Linked DNA regions of Homo sapiens: region 2 is linked to region 1. A link is a loop called in an ENCODE intact Hi-C map of the cell type or tissue named here. Cell type or tissue: GM12878. All regions are shown on one strand. Each heading gives the region's core, and the rest is flanking DNA. Links, peaks and the distances in the headings are about the cores only.

Region 1 (10,910 bases), core at 1,327-9,326:
GAATTAATAAACAAACTTACAGATTCATATAATGGAATACTACTCAACAGAAAAAGAACCAGACTATTGATATATTGAATAACATGGATAAATTTCATAAACTCTGTGCTGAGTGAAAAAAGCAAGCCAAAAAAACGTATTATTGCTGGGCACAGTGGCTCACGCCTGTAATCCCAGAACTTTGGGAGGCTGAGGTGGGCGGATCACAAGGTCAGGAGATCGAGACCATCCTGGCTAACACGGTGAAACCCCGTCTCCAATAAAAGTACAAAAAATTGGCCGGGCGCGGTGGCTCACGCCTGTAATCCCAGCACTTTGGGAGGCCGAGGCGGGCGGATCACGAGGTCAGGAGATCGAGACCATCCCGGCTAAAACGGTGAAACCCCGTCTCTACTAAAAATACAAAAAATTAGCCGGGCGTAGTGGCGGGCGCCTGTAGTCCCAGCTACTTGGGAGGCTGAGGCAGGAGAATGGCGTGAACCCGCGAGGCGGAGCTTGCAGTGAGCCGAGATCCCGCCACTGCATTCCAGCCTGGGCGACAGAGCGAGACTCCGTCTCAAAAAAAAAAAAAAAAAAAAAAAAAAAAAAAAAGTACAAAAAATTATCCGGGCGTGGTGGCGGGCGCCTGTAGTCCCAGCTACTTGGGAGGCTGAGGCAGGAGAATGGCGTGAACCCGCGAGGCGGAGCTTGCAGTGAGCCGAGATCCCGCCACTGCATTCCAGCCTGGGCGACAGAGCGAGACTCCGTCTCAAAAAAAAAAAAAAAAAAAAAAAAAAAAAAAAAAAAAAAAGTACAAAAAATTATCCGGGCGTGGTGGCGGGCGCCTGTAGTCCCAGCTACTTGGGAGGCTGAGGCAGGAGAATGGCGTGAACCCAGGAGATGGAGGTTGCAGTGAGCCGAGATCGCACCACTGCACTCCAGCCTGGGCAACAGAGTGAGACTCCGTCTCAAAAAAACAAACAAACAAAAATGTATTATTACATTTATATGAAATTCTAGAATAGACAAAACCAAACTGTAATGATAGAAATCAAATCAGAGGTTCCTTTGTGGGGCGGGAGTTTGCTGGGAAGGGGCATGGGGGATCTTTATGGGATGATGGAAATTTTCTGAGTCTTGATAGGGGTGTGGATTACGAGTGTATGTATGTGTGGGTTGAATGGTACACTTGATCACAGCATTTTGCTGTGTGTAAAAACGTTTCAGTTTTTTTAAAATGTGATATTCTGGATTTCAATTAATAGGAACATAACATGTAGAGCTGATAAAAATGGGTAGGTTAGGGAATATTTATGTCACCCCTTCGGAGTAATTCTTTAATAGTTATGGAGACAGTTTGTTCCTAAATGCCATATTTAGCTTGAGCTTTTTGGTCAGTGGTGCAGCCTGAGGAACTATTCTACTTTCGTAGTTCAAGAGAAGTTTTTATAAAGTTGAAAAAGATAATTCTTACAAGTTCAGCAAGGATTAGATTTCCAGAACTTCACATGCCAAGACTGTACTTCTCATAACCATACTCCAAACCAGTGGTTCTCAATCAGGGGCCATTTTGTCCCACAAGGTATATTTGGCAATGTCTAAAGACATTTTCATTGTCATGATTGTTGGGGAGGGGTGTTGTGCTGCTGGCATCTAGTGGGTAGAAGCCACGGAGGCTGCTAAACATCCCACAATGTGTAGGACAGTCCCCTGAAACAAAGAGTTATTTGGTCCAAACTGTCATTGGTGCCAGGGTTGGGAACGCTTGTTCTAGACCTGTCCTTATCACTGAAGCTGAGTCAGTCTCAGTCAATCTGGTGTTGACTCTACTTATAGTCCAAATCAGTTGTGGAAACTTGGCATTGGCACAGATTACATATTTCTTCCCTGATAAAATTTAATATCAAATATTTGTAAACATACATAATCTTAAATTTTGAGATAAAAGTTCATGGATTGAGAGCACTTCAGAAATCAGAATTACCATTTGTGTTGATTGTTAAATTCTTAAGATGCTGTAGATTCTGTTTTTAACTGTATTTAATTAAATATCCAAACAACCGTACTTATCTTCCTTTTTTTAAAAAAAAGGCTTTATTGTCAGATCAAAGGGAATAAATGATAATAAATTTTTTCCTCCTTCTTTCACAGAATGACAGGGAGAGAGTTTTTCTCTCGTTTCCCAGAACTCTATCCTTTTCTTCTCAAACAGTTGGAAACTGTAGCCAATACAGTAGACAGGTAAGAAGAGAATTGGGTGGGGCAAAATGACCTCAAGGATGTGAATTACCTTAGTAATTGAGATTTTCCCTCTAGGCAGCTGTTTTTAATAAAATTCTTCCCTTTTTTAAATTTGTTTAAATTTTTTCCTTGAGACAGGGTCTTTCCCTGTCACCCAAGCTGGAGTACAGTGGTGGCCACCACTCCTTGCCCATTTTTGTATTTTTTGTAGAGATGGGGTTTCGTCATGTTTCCCAGGCTGGTCTCAAACTCCTGAGCTCAAGCAATCTGCCCACCTGGGCCTCCCAAAGTGTGGGGATTACAGGCTTGAGCCACTGTGCACGGTCAGACTGCTTCCTTGCATAAAATTGGCTTTTTTATTAAAGTGCTTTTTTGTAATTATATCATATTGCTTGGTTCTCTGTAGTAAATTTGTACCTGAAAAGTTATGTAAAATCCTGTCTTTATATTTTAAAAATGCTATTTTATGTTAAATTTTATCAAACTTAATTCCATTTTCGGTGGTACAGAAACTAGGAATCACATGGTGATTTCTTCTGTTATGAATTATTTTCTTCCTATTTTTAAAAAAATCTGTGTTTACATATTGAGTTTGCTTTATGCATACCTGTCATTTTTTATTACTGGCTTGTTGCAACTTACCATTGTGAAACTATAGCGATTAGCTGACTAATATGATCACTTGTGTTCAGAAATGGTTCTTGTCTACCTGAGCAGAAATGGCCAGTGTTCTTGGAAACACAGAGCAAAGCCATTACGAGGGCTTTCCAGTCTTATAGTTCACCATTGTCTTAAAAATCACATTCTGGCTGGTGTGGTGGCTCACACCTGTAATCCCAGCACTTTGGGAGGCCAAGGCAGGTGGATCACCTGAGGTCAGGAGTTCAAGACCAGCTTGGCCAGCATGGCGAAACCCTGTCTCTATTAAAAATACAAATATTAGCCAGGCTGGTGGTGCGCACCTGTGATCCCAGCTACTTGGGAGGCTGAGGTAGGAGAATCACTTGAACCCAGGAGGCAGAGGTTGCAGTGAGCTGAGATCTTGCCACTGCACTCCAGCTTGGGTGACAGAAAAATACTCCGTCTCAAAAAAAGAAAAAAAAAACACACACACATTCTGAAGCTGGTAGTGGAATTTTTAGTATGGACATCATAAAGCATGTCTTTTGTATTTTTCCTATAATTTTGCACTTGGTATGAATGTACACTAATTGTTTATAATTAGAAAATAAAAGTAATGAATTTTACTTCTGGTTATGATGCATTTGCTCACATTAGTAGTTTATGCTAATGTGCTTTTCTGGCCTTTAGTGACTATTCATGCTTTCTTAAATACATTTGGATGTTGAAAGTTTCACATTTCATACTGTGGAACAGGCACGTCTCTACTGTAGGAACAGTTCTAATCAAAATAGCGTACTCTAATTATGTAAATGATAAGCTTTGAGAAGAGGATCCTGTACGAAAGCCCATTTCCCTGTTTTGCTAGTAGTTTTTTCTTATGATGCACATTTGGGAGATAAGAAGTGAACGTAGAAAAAAAAAAGAAAAAAGGAAAACTATCCCCTTGATTGTGGAGTCTCACTTCATATACATAATTTTGTTTTTGAAATGGAGTCTCACTGTGTCACCCAGGCTGGAGTGCAGTGGCGTGATCTTGGCTCACTGCAACCTCCGCCTCCTAGGTTCAAGTGATTCTCCCACCTCAGCCTCCCGAGTAGCTGGAATTACAGGCATGCGCCACCACATCGGCTAGTTTTTTGTATTAGTAGAGATGAGGTTTTACTGTATTGGCCAGGCTGGTCTTGAACTCCTGACCTCACGTGATCCATCCGCCTCGGCCTCCCAAAGTGCTGGGATTACAGGCATTAGTCACCGCACCCGGCCATATACATAATTATTTCATGAGAAAAATGTTTGAAGGAGGAGTGCTTCACTACCTAAATGTGAAATCTTTCATGTGTAATAATTGTTGTTTCAGTGATATGGGAGAACCAAATCGTCATCCAAGCATGTTTCTCTTACTTTTGGTGTTGGAGAGACTCTACGCTTCCCCGATGGATGGTACTTCTTCTGCTCTCAGCATGGGACCTTTTGTTCCCTTCATTATGAGGTAGTGTCATGCTGTGTAGAAATTGTCTAGGTTGGCGTGGGAGTTTTACGGGAATATTTTATCTTCTTCTTATTTCAGAAACTATTTTATATATATCATATATATTTTATATATATATATTATTTGTTTGTTTGTTTGTTTTTTGAGACGGAGTCTCGCTCTGTCGCCTGGGTTGGAGTGCAGTGGCGCGATCTCGGCTCACTGCAAGCTCCCCCTCCCAGGTTCACGCCATTCTTCTGCCTCAGCCTCCGGAGTAGCTGGGGCTACAGGCACCCGCCACCACGCCTGGATAATTTTTTGTATTTTTAGTAGAGATGGGGTTTCACTGTGTTAGCCAGAATGGTCTCGATCTCCTGACCTTGTGATCCGCCCACCTCATTCTCCCAAAGTGCTGGGATTACAGGCATGAGCCACCGCGCCCGGCCATATTATATATTTTTTTATATATGTAAACCTATTGTATATATTAAAAACTATTATATATATAACTATTATATATATTATATGTAAAACTTTTGTATATAACTATTGTGTGTGTGCGTGTATATATATATAACTTGTATACACACACACACACACACACACACACACACACAAACTTTGGGAGGGGTCTTGTGAAAGCAGAGGCCTGGGTTTTCCTGCCATTGCCCCCAGTGTTTCAGAGTAAGGTGCTTATATTGTGGGTACAGGATCTCATTAGAACCTGTGTAAGTAATGTTTTCTTTGAGCCCTGTCTGCTCCAAGGCAGGTGGATGGTGTTGATAGGAGATACTCCTTTTGAAAGACATAGCCCCATGTTTGCGTTATTCCTGTGTTGAGCCTGGCTAGCACGGAGCAGGCTTGGTTCTGGTATGTATCTTCTGTCCACGGGTTCGAGAGGATGTCAGGACATCTGCCTCTTCACTCTGGAAGAGTCTGCGAGCCGGTGCAATGGGTGGCATGTAAATGGTAATGCCATGTGGCATGAATTCCCACTCGTCTTCTCTTTTACGTTTGTAGTACCTGAAAAAAGCCATGAATATAGAGTATTCATGAAATAATATAACAGGGTTCTCTTCTTTTAGAGCCTATTACCACTTCTTGTGTTACATCTTTTCAGGCATTTGCCGTCTTCTGATTACTTTGTTCATTTTGGATCAAAGGCCTAAATATGTAGGCCTCCAAGAAGTATTAAAATTTTCTCATGAAACCTTTCAGAAGCCTATCATATTAGTTAGCTATTACCTTTCTGCTTAGCTCTTGACAAAACAGTACCTTCATTTTTGTGTTTCTACCAAAAATTGAAGTGGATTTGGAGCAGAAGGGTAAGAAACCAAACTCAAGAGAGTATTTCTTATGTATGTAGTGTCCTAGGTTTCACTTCCTTGTTTCACAGAGCTGACTTATGCATTTTAATGTGAGAAAACCATTAAACATGAGGTTCTGGCATGCGCTTGCAGAGCTATTTGTTTGCGCCAAGCCTTGGCTGTGGCTGTGTTATCTTTGATCACAGAGATGACTCAGGCAGACTGGTTTTTGTTTCCTGATATACAAAGTTACCAGTCTCCTTCATCTGGCATTTGGTGATTCATTTTAGGAATTTGGGTGGTAAATTTTACTTTCAGGGGCCTTAAAAATTGTTCTTTCATGAATAAGTGGAAAGAACTAAGAAATGTTTTCAGAAAGTTGATGCAAGGAGGAAAGGCATGTGCACAGAATTGCAGTTTACATTAGAAACAGAGATTTGCTTTAGAACCTGTGCTCTGTCTTAAGAACATTGAATTTGTGGAAGCTTTTTACTACTCAGTCTGTTGTTCATTGCATCCTAGAAATAATAAATTACTACATTGAAAGTACCTTTCAGTGGTACCTGAAAGTACCTTTCCAAAATGTTGCTTAGTTTACATATAATCAGAATGCTGATACTACTCATTATATTCAAAGTATCCATTATATAAAACAAAGATTGCATTAATATAGAAAATTTAAATATTGCTTTGAAGCCAGTGTACTTAGGGCATCATTTGTTAACCTCTAAAAATACAAAGTAAGAAGTTTGCAATCAGTCTGTTCTTCCAGTGAAAGAAAATGCTGCGGTTGTAGTTGCTTTCTTCCAGTAAGTAAGGTGCTTTATGAAGTAGATTCATAGAACATCACCAACAGCAGAAGTGCCACCAACCAAAATACAAGGTTATTTTGGTGTAACAGAAAGAGCACATCTATCACTCTTGACAAGCCCTGCACTCTTGGGTTCAAATTGTAGCTCTGTAACTGCCTTGCTTGCTCTCTGAACCTCAATTTCCTCAACTTGCAAATGAGGGTGATAACACATCTTCTGAGAGTCACTGTAAGCAAAATGTCCTGTAAGCAGAAGCACCACCCTTGATTCCTTAAGTACAGAGCCTAGGCTCTGACTTATTGACTGTCCATGTGTGTTATAGAACAGTGTTTCTAAAACTTTAAGATGTAAACATATCACTTGGCTATCATATAAATTCTGATTTCAGTAAATCTGAGGTGAGGCCTGAGAGTCCGACTTCCAAATGGTCTTCCAGATAATGCCACTGCTGCTGGTCTGTAGATCACATTTTGAGTAGCAAAATTAAACTTGGGATATTAAATTTAATACCATCACACACACACACACACACACACACACACACACACACACACATACAATTTTAACAAGCTAGACAGTAGTAGCTTATTAAAATTGGTTAGGCAGTTTAAGGAATTTATTAAGAAGTAGATTTTGACCCAGGAATGCAGAAAACAAGAAAGAAAGTGTTCTGAGCAGAGAAGTCAGTAGGAAGTAGACCAACCTTTGTTGAGCCCCGTCTTTCTGCCAAGTATTGAACTGGTCATTTTACTTACAGTGACTCTGAGAAGAGGTGTTATCACCCTCATTTGCCCGTTGAGGAAATTGAGGTTCAGAGAGCAAGGCAGTTACAGAGCTAGAATTTGAACCCAAGAGTGCAGGGCTTGTCAAGGGTGTTAGATGTACTCTTTCTGTTATACCAAAATAACCTTGTTTTTTGGTTGCCTTTTGAGTAGCCAGTAACTTAGCTACACGGAATGGACCTATAGGGTCTGAAATGTATGCAACTGAGAGAGATGAGGAGCCTATATCCACAGCTGCTGTATCTGAGTACAGGCTGTCTTCTGGATATAGACGTAATGTCTCTACCAATGGTGGGATCTGTTCCTTATTTTGCTTTTCCTGTAGGAAAAGTGACTGATTGGATTGGTTAACCATGTGTGGCACATGGTGACAATCGCCTGGGGTTATAGGACTGGTTTGTGGCCAGATACAGTAGAAGCCTGGCTCTTCTTTCTTGGCCACCTTCTGTGGTAAAGTGGAAGGCCCTAGATTTAGTTAGTTTGGGGTTTCATCAGCCTACCACAGGGAAAACCCATGCTACCCCAAAATGTTCACTGGCGAGGTGAACTATAAACAGATTTTTAAAAAGCAGTGAATGTGATAAAACTGTATGCATTTGATTTAGATGACCTCTGAGAATATTATTCATGAAGAAAGTGGAAGGCTGATCATAAAACCTGTCATTCCAGGCAGTGCTTGTGGTTCTGATTGTGGTAAAGAGTGGGCTGTTTTGACTTGGGGTAATAGCTAAAAAGATGGATGGGTGTATGCACAGTGGGTCAGCAGTGTTTTATTTTTGTACCGTTGTTAAGGGTAATTTATGTACTTGGAAGGGTTTTCATCAGGCTCATGGATACTATGAGTTTGGCCAAAGAAAAAAATTTCAGTTTGTGGGAGTAGTGCAAAGGTTGCTCTGACTGCTAAAAGTGAATTGCACAATGAGAAGAAGATTAAAAGCGCCAACAAGAGCTTTTTGTTTCCCTTTGATTTATGTGTACTTACCTGCTATTTCCTTCCTCTCTGTAAGGTATTTATAAGTATTATATGTAGTTTTACTCCTTTATCCCATGTTTAAGAGTATACCTAAACATATATGCCATTATGATTGTTGCATCCTCTTGGGACAGAACTTATAATGTCAATCCCAACATCTTGTATACAACTTTTAAAAAATCCAGTGTATTTTATGTTCTGATGTTGTGCTGCATCCAGATACAAAGCCCTTTACCATGTGAATGTGATGCTTTCAATTTAAGACCATTAATTCATTCTTCAGTTCAGGTACCACAAAGCAGAATAATTCATGCTTTAAAAAGAACCTTGACTGGCTCTCTGAATGCAGCTCACCAGGGCCTGCTTCTCTGGGCTTTCTAGAGACTAGAAAGTCTTTTCAGAGGCCAAAAAGTCCCTGGGCATACATCTCTGAGTTCCCTTTCACAAGCAAGTTTCAAGTTCCAGTCAAAGAGCTCTAGGTAACCACATATGCCTCAAACCTAGGACCATAGAATCCTGAACAAAGGCCCAGGAGAGCTTAGACGAATCAGGTCTCAGAGGCCGAGGCGGGCGGATCACCAAGTCAGGAGATCGAGACCATCCTGGCTAACACGGTGAAACCTCGTCTCTACCAAAAATACAAAAAATTAGCCGGGCATAGTGGCAGGCGCCTGTAGTCCCAGCTACTCGAGAGGCTAAGGCAGGAGAATGGTGTGAACCCAGGAGGCAGAGCTTGCAGTGAGCAGAGATTGTGCCACTGCACTCCAGCCTGAGTGACAGAGCAAGACTCCGTCTCAAAAAAAAAAAAAAAGAAAGAAAGAAAGTAAAGCTACTTATTTGGTAGGTATATGAAGTCAAAAGACTGATGCTGGTGACATAGCTTCAAATGCTGGAAAGTCCAAGTGAAAATTCTTTTGAGGAGATAGGGAAAGAATCTCTTGCAACTTTATAGCATGATGCTTTATGATTATGCTGTTAATGGCTAAAAGTAGCCATAAAAAAAATGAAGGCAAGCTAGATTGCATGCTTATCAAATTTGTGAGCAAATTAAGATTCAAAATAACCTTCAAGCATAGGACTGACAAACACAAATTCAGGCATAAGACCATTACCTCTGAATGGGGAGGAAAGGGGTGAAATTGAGGAGCCATGTACTAGAAGCTACAATTTTATTTGTGATGTGTTCTTAAATTGGGCATTGGGCAAATGCTTGAATGTCATCCTATTCTCTAGATTCTTTTCGTTGTTGTCATCATTTTGTATGTCTGATGCAGTTCATCATTTAAAAGTAAGATTCGAAATAGCCTGGACCAGCCTGGGCAACATAAGGAGAACCTGTCTCTACAAAAAATTTTAAAAATTAGCCAGACTTGGTGATTTGCGCCTGTAGTCCCAGCTACTTGGGAGGCTGCGGTGGGAGGATTGCTTGAGCCCAGGAGGTCAAGGCAGCTCAAGTGAGCTGTGATTGGGCCACTGCACTGCAGCCTAGGTGACAGAGCGAGACCCTGTCCCCCAAAAAAGCCTTGAAAGACTGGATTGATGGGATGAGACTATCAAGATAACATTTAATAGAGATATATATCATTCTGATTTTTTAAAGAAAAGTCAAAATTATATACATACAAAATGAGGGCTATCTGGCTTCATAGCAGTTTTTGTGGGGGAAAAAATATCTTGGTGAATGAGATATCCTGGTGAACCATGAGAAAGCAGCATGACACTGTTGCTGCTTCCAGATAGTGGAGGCTGTAGTCCCCCTGAACTCTGTTGGTTAGCCTAAACCCACATTATTCTCCTTATTATTCTGTTCTGGGCTCCCCATTTTAGGAAGGTCACTGAAGAACTAGTATCTGTCGAGGGGAGGTGACCAAGATGAGGAGGAAACCAAACATCTGGAAACAGTTAGACTGGAGAAGACTTAGTGGCAACATGATAATGGTCTTTATATACTTGAGAGACTGCCATATGGTAGAAGGCGCATAATTTCTCTTTTTTGCTCCCAATGGGAAAATGGAAGATAGATTTCAGCTTTTAATTTAAAGAAGAATTTTGTGAAAATTAGTATTCTCTATCAAGGAAAAGAACATATTTCCATAATACTGAGTTTGCCCATCAGCAAAAGTGTTAAGTTTTCAAGGAAAACTGATCACATGTTGAGCATATATCTGCAGCGCACCTGAGGTTGGACTGGATATCATCAAGGTATCTGTTTGGCATGCCTTATTTCAGAATAGGTGAACAACTCAGCTGTGGATTCTGAATGTTCAGTGAATGAAATGATCAACCTGCCTCTAATCCTGTGACAATATTTGTACATTTTTGTTTATGGGTCCTTCGATCTCTCAAAGAAAAGAAGTTGGGATGCCATTCTTGGCATGGCCCAAAAAGTCACAGTGGTTTGCTCTTAAATGGCACCCTCCAGGAATTAATCTACTAAAATTTAGCATTTAAGTAACTTCTGTAACTGTGTTCTGGATAGTTCTGAAAACATATTTTTGGCCTATGAGATGTTATGTCTGAAAAGCATTCTTTATTAATTTAATTACCTTTTTTTGTGGTTCCTGTATTTTTCTCCATTCCAGATGTTGGCTTAAGCCACATTTTCTGACAAGCAAAAGAACATCTGAGTCTTTGAGAAGTCAGAGATGCTTTTCTAAAGAGTGGTTATAGTAGATAACTCTTTATTGTCCCAATTTCCCAAAGTATCTTGAACAGAGTTGCCTG
Region 2 (10,296 bases), core at 871-8,870, 130 kb after region 1:
ACACAGCACATGTTTCAGAGAGCACAGGGTTGGGGGTAAGGTCACAGATCAACAGGATCCCAAGGCAGAGGAATTTTTCTTAGTGCAGAACAAAATGAAAAGTCTCCCATGTCTACTTCTTTCTACACAGACACGGCAACCATCCGATTTCTCAATCTTTTCCCCACCTTTCCCGCCTTTCTATTCCACAAAGCCGCCATTGTCATCCTGGCCCGTTCTCAATGAGCTGTTGGGCACACCTCCCAGACGGGGTGGTGGCCGGGCAGAGGGGCTCCTCACTTCCCAGTAGGGGCGGCCGGGGCGGCTGGCCGGGCCGGGGGGCTGACCCCCCCCACACTCCCTCCCGGACGGGGCGGCTGGCCGGGCGGGGGGCTGACCCCCCCACCTCCCTCCCGGATGGCGGCTGGCCGGGCAGAGGGGCTCCTCACTTCCCAGTAGGGGCGGCCGGGCAGAGGCGCCCCTCACCTCCCGGACGGGGCGGCTGGCCGGGCGGGGGGGCTGATCCCCCCCCACCTCCCTCCCGGACGGGGCGGCTGGCCGGGCGGGGGGCCGACCCCCCCACCTCCCTCCCGGACGGGGCGGCTGGCCGGGCGGGGGGCCGACCCCCCCACCTCCCTCCCGGACGGGGTGGCTGGCCGGGCTGAGGGGCTCCTCACTTCCCAGTAGGGGTGGCTGGGCAGAGGCGCCCCTCACCTCCCGGACGGGGGGGCTGGCCGGGCGGGGGGCTGACCCCCCCACCTCCCTCCCGGACGGCACGGCTGGCCAGGCGGGGGGCTGACCCCCCCACCTCCCTCCCGGACGGCACGGCTGGCCGGGCGGGGGGGCTGACCGCCCACCTCCCTCCCGGATGGGGCGGCTGGCCGGGCGGGGGGCTGACCCCCCCCCACCTCCCTCCCGGACGGGGTGGCTGCCGGGCGGAGACGCTCCTCACTTCCCAGATGGGGTGGCTGCCGGGCAGAGAGGCTCCTCACTTCTCAGACGGGGCAGCTGCCGGGCGGAGGGGCTCCTCACTTCTCAGACGGGGTGGTTGCCAGGCAGAGGGTCTCCTCACTTCTCAGACGGGGTGGCCGGGCAGAGACGCTCCTCACCTCCCAGACGGGGTCTCGGCCGGGCAGAGGCGCTCCTCACATCCCAGATGGGGCGGCGGGGCAGAGGCGCTCCCCACATCTCAGACGATGGGCGGCCGGGCAGAGACGCTCCTCACTTCCTAGATGTGATGGCGGCTGGGAAGAGGCGCTCCTCACTTCCTAGATGGGATGGCGGCCGGGCGGAGACGCTCCTCACTTTCCAGACTGGGCAGCCAGGCAGAGGGGCTCCTCACATCCCAGACGATGGGCGGCCAGGCAGAGACACTCCTCACTTCCCAGACGGGGTGGCGGCCGGGCAGAGGCTGCAATCTCGGCACTTTGGGAGGCCAAGGCAGGCGGCTGCTCCTTGCCCTCGGGCCCCGCGGGGCCCGTCCGCTCCTCCAGCCGCTGCCTCCCGGGCGGCCGTTAATTACAATTTTAAGAGCAGATTTCTGAGCCATATTTCTGACTGTGCCAAATAAATGAAATTCCTTTTGAATGTAATGCTGTCCTCTAGCAGCAGTGGGTAGGAAGGATAGGGAAATGGTACCTGGAGATGATAGTACTGTGCTCTTATTATTATTAGATTGTTATGAGATTCGGTTTTTAGACATTGAAACAGAGATGACACAGAGGTTGAAGATCCCAGCTGCCCAGGGTTTCCCCCACTGCTTTATAAAGATACTGCCTGGCTGGGCTCAGTGGCTCCCACCTGTAATCCCAGCACTTTGGGAGGCCGAGGCGGGCAGATCACCTGAGGTCAGGAGTTTGAGACCAGCCTGGGCAACATGGTGAAACCCTGTCTCTACTAAAAATACAAAAATTAGCTGGGTGTGGTGGCGTGTGCCTGTATTTCCAGCTACTCTGGAGGCTGAGACAGGAGAATTACTTGTACCGGGGAGGCGAAGGTTGCAGTGAGCCAATATTGTGCCACTGCACTCCAGCCTGGGTGACCGAGGGAGATTCTGTCTCCAAAAAAATAAAAAAATAAAAAGATGCCTCCTGGTGAGCTGGGAATTCTGCAGTGTCTGAGTTAAGAGTAGCGGTATGGCCGGGCACGGTGGCTCACGCTGTAATCCCAGCACTTTGGGAGGCTGAGGCGAGCAGATCACGAGGTCAGGAGTTCGAAACCAGCCTGTCCAGCATGGCAAAACCCTGTCTCTACTAAATATACAAAAATTAGCCAGGCGTGGTGGCATGCTCCTGTAATCCCAGCTACTCAGGAGGCTGAGGCAGGAGAATCACTTGAACCCTGGAGGTGGAGGTTGCAGTGAGCCGAGATCGCACCACTGCACTCCTGCCTGGGCGACAGAGCGAGACTCCATCTCAAAAAAAAAAAAAAAAAAACAGTAGAGGTTTGTCTGCAGCCCCAGATGGTGGCCTCCCTGGGGTCCCATCATGTTGGAGCCCAAGTCCAGTCCCCATTTTGCCCCCTGTGACAGACTTTGAAACAATTTGATGTGTTACATAAATACTCTATATTTTTAAATCTCGAATTATTGCAAGTCTATGCAAATTTTCAATTTCAAATAAATTTTTCTGTTACCTGAATGTTTTACATATGCATTATGTTTATGTTAGTTTTCTAGAAGTCAGCAGAGTTCTCTGAGTTATAATGAGATGATAAATATAAACGGTGTTTTATTAGCTATAAATGCGTATCACTTAAATGCTGTCTGGTAAGCCAATCCAGGATAAACTTGTTAACATCTTGGGTACAGTTGTCAGGATTTATCAGAGAATGCTATGAATATAATATCTAAATTTTGGCAAGGCATTTGGTGAAGTCTGTCATAAGTTCTTGTAGATAAAACTTCATGGACAGAATGATACAATTAAGAGGATTCATAAGTGGGGGATGACTCAAACCGAAGAGGGCTAGTTAATGAATTAGTGAGAGCCTGGAAGAGCGTTTGAGGCAAGGGCCAGCAGGGAGCCTGCTCACCAAAGGCCTCCACCCTCCAGCTTGCCCACATTTTTAGTAATTATTTGATTTTGGGCATTTAGGCATTCCTGTGAAATTGAAGTTTGCCAACTACTTTGTATGCGTTTTTGAGATAGGGTCTCACTTTGTCGCCCAGGCTGGAATGCAGTGTCAGCATCCTGGCTCACTGCATCCTCAACCTCCTGGGCTCAAGTGATCCCCCACCCAGCTGACTTTTTATTTTTTGTAGAAATAGATTTTCACAGTGTTGTCCAGGCTGGTCTCAAACTCCTGGGCTCAAGCAGTCCTCCCACCTTGGGCTCCCAAAATGTTGGGATTACAGGCATGAGCCACCACGCCCAGCTGGTTTACCCAATTTCTATTAGATGATGAACATGTGTGAAGAACTGGGTGCTGGGAGGTACCCGAGACTCCTACCCTAGTCCGCACCCTCATTCCCTAGTCCTGCCAGTTTTATCCCTTCAGTGTTTTTTTTTCTTTCTTTTTTGCCTTTTTAAATGATCACCTTGGCTTCAGACCTTCAGCGTTTCTTAAACCCACCTTCTCCTGATTCCTTCTGAACTTAAGGCCCTCGTCATTTATTTCTCTCCTGGACTACGGTGCAGTAGTGTTGTAACTGGTCTCCCTGCCTCTAATATTGCCTCCTCAACGATAAGAGCACTTCAGTGAAAATGGGCCCCTGACCTTACTGCTTAAAATAACCCCCCAGTGGCATTCCGTTGCATACAGAACTAGCTGCTTCACATTGTCTAGGAGGCTTTCTGTACTCTAGCCACATTTCTTCCCTAGCCTCATCTCCTGCCCTTTCCCACCTCAAATTTTATGCTCCAGTGTTATGGGATGGCCTGTAGTTCCCCACATGGTCCGTTCTGTTTCATGCCTTTGTTGAGCCTTTGCTCAGCTGGTTCCCCTGCCTTTGGTGGTGCTAACACATTGTCACCTGTCTTCCTCTTTGAGGCCTAGGTTATCATTTGTACCACTATATTGGAATTATGTGTTCATGCATTTCTCTTTCTCAAACTAGACTGACTATAAACTCCTTAAGGGCAGTGATCTTATTTAGCTCCTAGCACATAGTAAGCAGGCAATAAGTTTTTGGTTTTTTTATTTTTTTAATCAGAACTGAGAATATGAAAAGATCTCGGCAAATGAAAGGTAGACCATAAAACTTAACAGGAGGATAAAATTTAACAGGGATATACTTGGGCTTAAAATAAACAAAGAAAACACATCTTGGCTTAAGTACTGAGTACAAAGTGGGAGAAAGATGACTCACCACCATCAGTAGACCACGTCAAAAAAGAAGGGCTGTGGTTTCAGTTGACTTTGTGCTCCATATGAGTCAACAGTGTGATGCAACTCCAGTTCAGAACAGAGAAAGTAATAGTCCTGCGGGTCAAACCATGCAGGAGATTTGTGATCCAGCCTATTGGCCATCCTTTAAGAGAGGGTGAGGCATGTCCACAGGAAAGCAGCTAGAATAATGAGAGACAGTGACCCCATCATTTGAGGAAGGAAGTAGGAATGTTTCATCTGGAGAAGACAGAGGGGACACAAGAATTGTAATCAAATGTCTAAAGAGCTGTCATTGGGAGCCTCAAAATGTAGCATTAGGCCAGTGAGTAGAAACACAAAAAGAACTTTTTGACAATTAGATCTACTAACAATGGAATAAGCTGTCTCATGAGCTCCAGGGTACTGTAGGGTTCAACCAAGAGCTTCTGGGAAAGGGTGTTACAGAGGGGAGCTTCACCCCTGAAGGAAGTTTATACTAGATGTCCTCTTCTCATGGTCAGCTTTGAGGCTCGGTGATAAGAGGTCACTGAGTTCGTATTTATTGAATGTTGAGGAGGGGTGCCAGGAACGCATTTTCTAATAGTAATGCCTTTGTGCCCCTGTTGGAAAAATTATACATTACCTAAATGGAAATTGTTGTGGACTAGAAGTCTGAACCTTAGAGGGCCACTCACTTATGACAGTGTTTGAAATCTGCTTATGGGAGACATCTGATGGCCTCACGCAGTGGATTCAGTCTTCATTCTTTCATGTCCTTTTGTGGAAATTTAAAGTGATTATCTCTTTCCCTTTTGCTTTTTTTGCTTCTTAGTTCTGGAGAGTCTTGGCTTCTGGGAGGAAGTCAGAGGGATTATCTCAGGATCAGAGCTGATAACGGGATTCCCTTGGGCCTTCAAGGTGCCAGGCCTGCCCCAGTACCTCCAGAGCCTCACCAGACTAGCCATTGCTGCAGTGTGGGCCGCGGCAGCCAAGAGTGGAGAGCGGGAGACGAATGTCCCCATCTCTTTCTCTCAGCTGTTAGAATCTGCCTTCCCTGAAGTGCGCTCACTAACACTGGAAGCCCTCTTGGAAAAGTTCTTAGCAGCAGCCTCTGGACTTGGAGAGAAGGGCGTGCCACCCTTGCTGTGCAACATGGGAGAGAAGTTCTTATTGTTGGCCATGAAGGAAAATCACCCAGAATGCTTCTGCAAGGTAAAGTCTCCAACGTACTGACTGGCCCTTTACACTCCCCACATTCTTTTGTGAGCCACTGGAATGGTAGGATCATGAAGGCAAGATTGGGTTTAGGCTCTCCAGGGGCAATAGGAAGTAGATTCGGCAGCCAGTGGATAAGGACTCTCTTTTTATGGTGGTTGGCATGGCGTCATACCTGGTAGGGCACCAAGAAAAGCTTTTGATGATAGGAGTATTGATGGCAGAGATTAACCAAAGACAGAGCAAACCACTTTGGGATGTTTAGGAAACAGATCATTAAAAATTCACTGTAGAGTGTGTCAGAGGTAGTCTTTGCTGACATGGCTATTTCAGGGCAGTTGGCCACCTGGGAAGCATAATCAAAAGGAAAGGGCACTGGCCTAAAATCAGGGCATCTGGCTCCCATCCCAAGTCACTAGAGGCCCTCTGGTTAGTCATTGCATCACTCTGCCTCAGTCTCCCAAAGGTATTATGGGGGAAATAAGAAGTCAGTGGGAGCCTTTTGAAAGGTAGACCTCTTGTTGATACAATTGATTATCATGTAACATCTAGAGACATCTCCCTGAGTATTTATTTCTCTTTTTTGTGTGCGGATTTGGCTTACACAGATACTGAAAATTCTCCACTGCATGGACCCTGGTGAGTGGCTTCCCCAGACGGAGCACTGTGTCCATCTGACCCCAAAGGAGTTCTTGATCTGGACGATGGATATTGCTTCCAATGAAAGGTTTGCCCCCAAAACCTCCTGTGCAACCTTGGTAAGATGTATGGTCCCATCAGTCATTATGTAATGAACTTGCACACAATCCTGCCCTCAGGTCTCAGGTCCTGTATTTCATTCTAAACCTCAGCCTAAGAGTTCTAAACTCAAGCAATAGAATGATGTCAGTGATTTGCATTAATAACCAAAAGGTAATTGCTTCCGGAGGCATTTTTGTAACCAGGAGGTAGAGATTTTCAGTATTCACCTCTGCATGGATTACAGACTATCTGCAAAAACCGGTGTATGAAATATGTCTGATTGTAATTTTGTGTTGTTTTTTTGTTTGTTTATTTTTCTAGATCTGAAATTCAGAGTGTAGCTCTGAGACTTGCTTCCAAAGTCATTTCCCACCACATGCAGACATGTGTGGAGGTAAGGCTGGTTCTGATCTTGTTCCGGGACCTAGGATTTTTTGTTCTCATTTACTCAGAAGATGTCAGTAAAAGTGAACAGTCTTAGCAGGCAGAACCCCTGTGATATGTGTATGTAACATCTACAGAAATATTGTTCGTGCTGGTTTTTCAATTCGAGTATAACTTCAAAAGACTTCTTTGGACACCACCTTTCTTTTCTCTTGTTTTAGGATTTTTTTTTTTTTTTTTTTTTTTTTTTTGAGATGGAGTTTTGCTCTTGTTGCCCAGGCTGGAGTGCAGTGGCACGATCTCGGCTCACTGCTACCTTTGCCTCCCAGGTTCAAGCGATTCTTCTCCAGCCTCAGCCTCCTGAGTAGCTGGGATTACAGGCTTGTGCCAGCACGCCCGGCTAATTTTTTGTATTTTTAGTAGAGGCGGGGTTTCACCATGTTGTCCAGGCTGGTCTCGAACTCCTGACCTCAGGTGATCCACCCGCCTCGGCCTCCCAAAGTGCTGAGATTACAGATGTGGGCCACTGCGCCCAGCCTGTTTTAGGCATTTTTTTAATTAGAGTTCAAAGGGATAACAGAACCTTCCCCCCAAAACACATATGCCCAAACCCCTTGTTTTTTCCCCATTTCTCTAGCTGGACTCTTTATTTAAAGAGGAGTAAGCATGTCAATTCCAAAAGTATTTAGGATTGCAACCTAGTGAACTAAGTATGCAAATACATCGCTAAGGCTTAAATATTCCCCCAGAACATGGCCCAGCTGGCTCTGGATGGAGGCCCAGATGCGCCCCACCTGTTTTACATGTCCTTTGGTAGTGAAATAGAACCGAAGTAAGAAAAACAGCTTCCTGGGAAGATGTCTTAAGACAAATACATGCTACTTAGGTGCATACAAGATAGCACCCTCACAGAATCACAAGTAGAAGGCAGCCAATACCACAGGAAAATTACCTGAAGATCCAGATTCCACACAGCCACACTGATGGTGGTGGCATAACATTGTGGACCCTGAGCCCTTACAATAAACCTAGCACTGCTGTGTAGGTACTGAAGATACAGAGATGAACAGAGACTAGAGCTATAGTCTAATGAGAGAAAGTTAGATAATTACATTAAATGCTCTAGTAACAAGGTGTGCCAGGGCCGTGGGAACCCAGAGGAGGGAGTGAGAGTTCAGAGGCTGAAGAAGACTTCATAGAGGAGATCATGAAGTTCAGAGAGCATGAGGCTGGGCAGAGATAAAACCAAGGGTAAGAATTAACAAGCAGGTCCAATTTCCTTAGATCTGTCACTCAAAGGCAAGCCAGGGAGCCAAACGTAGGAGGTCACTAGGAGCTAAAAAAGCCCCCAGAAAAGTCAGGTGGGGTGGAGGGAGTATAGGAATGGAGATGATTTGCTAAAAACTATAGCCCAGGAAGGGGAAAAAAAAAAACGGCCAGACATGGTGGTTCACACCTGTAATCCCAGCACTTTAGGAGGTCAAGGCAGGCAGATCACCTAAGGTCAGGAATTTGAGACTAGCCTGACCAACAGTGAAACTCCATCTCTACCAAGAAATACAAAAATTAGACGGGTGTGGTGGTGGGCGCCTGTAATCCCAGCTACTCGGGAGGCTGAGGCAGAATTGCTTGAACCCAGGAGGCAGAGATTGCAGTGATCTGAGATCATGCCACTGCACTCCAGCCTGAGCAACAGAGCAAGACCCTGTCTCAAAAAAAAAAAAAAAAACAAAAACAAAAAAAAAACACCAGGGCCGGGCACGGTAGCTCACACCTGTAATCCTAGCACTTTGGGAGGCTGAGGCGGGCGGATCACCTTGAGGTCAGGAGTTTGAGACCAACCTGGCCAACATGGCAAAACCCCAGCTCTACTAAAAATTATAAAAATTAGCCAGATGTGGTGGTATGCGCCCGTAATCCCAGCTGCTCAGGAAGCTGAGGCAGGAGGATCGCTTGAACCCAGGAGGTGGAGGCTGCAGTGAGCCGAGATTGTCTCACTGTACTCCAGCCTGGGCAACAGAGCAAGACTCCATCTCAAAAAAAGCAAACAAACAAACAAACAAAAAAACACCAAGTTCTAAGAAGTCACCAGGCAGCCTAACAAGCCTGCCAAGGCATTATTCTTATCTAAAGCTGTTTTTAACCAGTTGTTATGTCCACTACATGAATAAAGTGATATTTAATGAAAATTGGGAGTTTTCCAGGGAGAAAAAAATTAACAGAACTGGAGAGAAATAAATAAAAGACGCTCCTGGGGAAACATGAGTTTCTTGGTGCGTTGGGAATTAGCATCTTCCTCAAGGTCTAAAATACTCATCATGTTAGTTGCGTAGATGCCCATAGATGATCAAAGGAATCATTAGTTACATTTTGAACATTTAAAGAGGTTCAGTTGATAGAAGTAAAGTACATCTGGAACAACAGTCCCTGTTCTAGAAAAAGTGAAAGAACGGAGTTTAAATGATGAAAACAATCCAGATGTTTATCAACTGATGAATGAGTAAGCAAAATGTAATGTATCCATACAATGGAATATTATTTGGCCACAAAATTGAGTGAAGTACAGATACATCCTACGGCATGGGTGAACCTTGAAAACATTATGCTAAGTAAAAGAACCTAGTCATAAAAGACTACATATTATCTGATTCCATTTATAGGAAATTTCCACTTAAAGGAAATGTCCAGAATTGGCAAACTGATAGAGACAGAAAGTAGATTAGTGCTTAGTCAGGGCTGGGGAGATGGGAGGATAGGGAAGTGATAGATAAAGGGTGCAGAGTTTCTCTTTGTGATGATGAAAATGTTCTGAAATTGACCGTGGTGGTGATTGCACATATCTGTGAATATACCAGAGTTCACTGCATTGGCCACTTTAAATGAGTGAATTCTATGGTATGTAAACTGTATCTCAGTAAAACTGTTACTATTAAAAACAAGGAGCTGAAGGTTGAGTTGATCACCGATGTCCAATGATTTAAATCAATCATGCTGTTGCAATGAAGCTTCCTTAAAAACCCTGAAGAATGAAAAGTTCAGAGAGCTTCTGGGTGGTGAACAAGATGTACTCATGTGCCAGGAGAGTGGCACACCCCAAAGCTCCATAGGGAGAGGAAGTCCTGTGCTTGGGATCCTTCTGGACCTCTCCCTGTGTATCTGTCTTTTCATCTGTCTCTTCATCTAGATTCTCATCTTTGTAATAAACTGAGAATCTAGTTTTCTAAAAAATAAAAACAACACTGCTTTGTTTAAACAATAGTGTTAGATGCTGCTTTATTTATTTATTTAGAGATGGAGTCTCATTCTGTCTCCCAGGCTGGAGTGCAGTGGCATGATCTTGGCTCACTGCAGCCTCCGCCCCCTGGCTTCAAGCAGTTCCCATGCCTCAGCCTCCTGAGTAGCTGGGATTACAGGCACGCGCCACCATGTCCAGCTAATTTTTGTGTATTAGTAGAGACAGGGTTTCACCATGTTGGCCTGGCTGGTCCTGAACGCCTGACCTCAGGTGATCCACCTGCCTTGGCCTCCCAAAGTGCTGGGATTATAGCCGTGAGCCACTGTGCCCGGCCTGTGATTCTGTTTTAAATGTTGTAATAGAAACATAAATACTGTGGCTTAAATCAGATAGAAACAGTCCAAAGCCAATGTATCTTGACAGTGTTGAGTCAC

What was found. Hi-C counts contacts between places; a loop is a spot of excess contacts. Peaks named below come from ENCODE experiments on the same cell type or tissue, not always from the same donor. Only the 100,000 strongest peaks of a DNase experiment are listed, where the experiment ranks them.
Region 2: a loop joins it to region 1, with 4 times the contacts of the local background. A loop is called at or near these places in 4 of 110 quality-filtered maps.

What each region holds. Positions count from the first base shown.
Region 1 is chr2:43,421,523-43,432,432 of GRCh38, reverse strand. It overlaps THADA (THADA armadillo repeat containing), which reads left to right. Exons shown (of 38, transcript NM_022065.5): 27 at 2,131-2,220; 28 at 4,202-4,333. Among named protein-coding and RNA genes, the nearest start is that of THADA, 170 kb to the left of the region's middle. RefSeq lists enhancers at 5,814-5,873, 5,894-5,983, 5,138-6,337, 6,376-6,455. In GM12878, for the core only: no CTCF peak of the experiment used is centred there; DNase peaks (open chromatin) are centred at 5,862, 6,582, 7,590, 8,632 and 2 weaker places; H3K4me3 peaks cover 489 bases; H3K27ac peaks cover 4,440 bases.
Region 2 is chr2:43,288,037-43,298,332 of GRCh38, reverse strand. THADA (THADA armadillo repeat containing) reads left to right here. Exons shown (of 38, transcript NM_022065.5): 32 at 5,120-5,499; 33 at 6,111-6,229; 34 at 6,565-6,637. Among named protein-coding and RNA genes, the nearest start is that of LINC01126, 66 kb to the right of the region's middle. RefSeq lists enhancers at 700-1,201, 4,300-5,499 and a silencer at 4,729-5,023. In GM12878, for the core only: no CTCF peak of the experiment used is centred there; DNase peaks (open chromatin) are centred at 2,896 and 4,332; H3K4me3 peaks cover 427 bases; H3K27ac peaks cover 2,031 bases.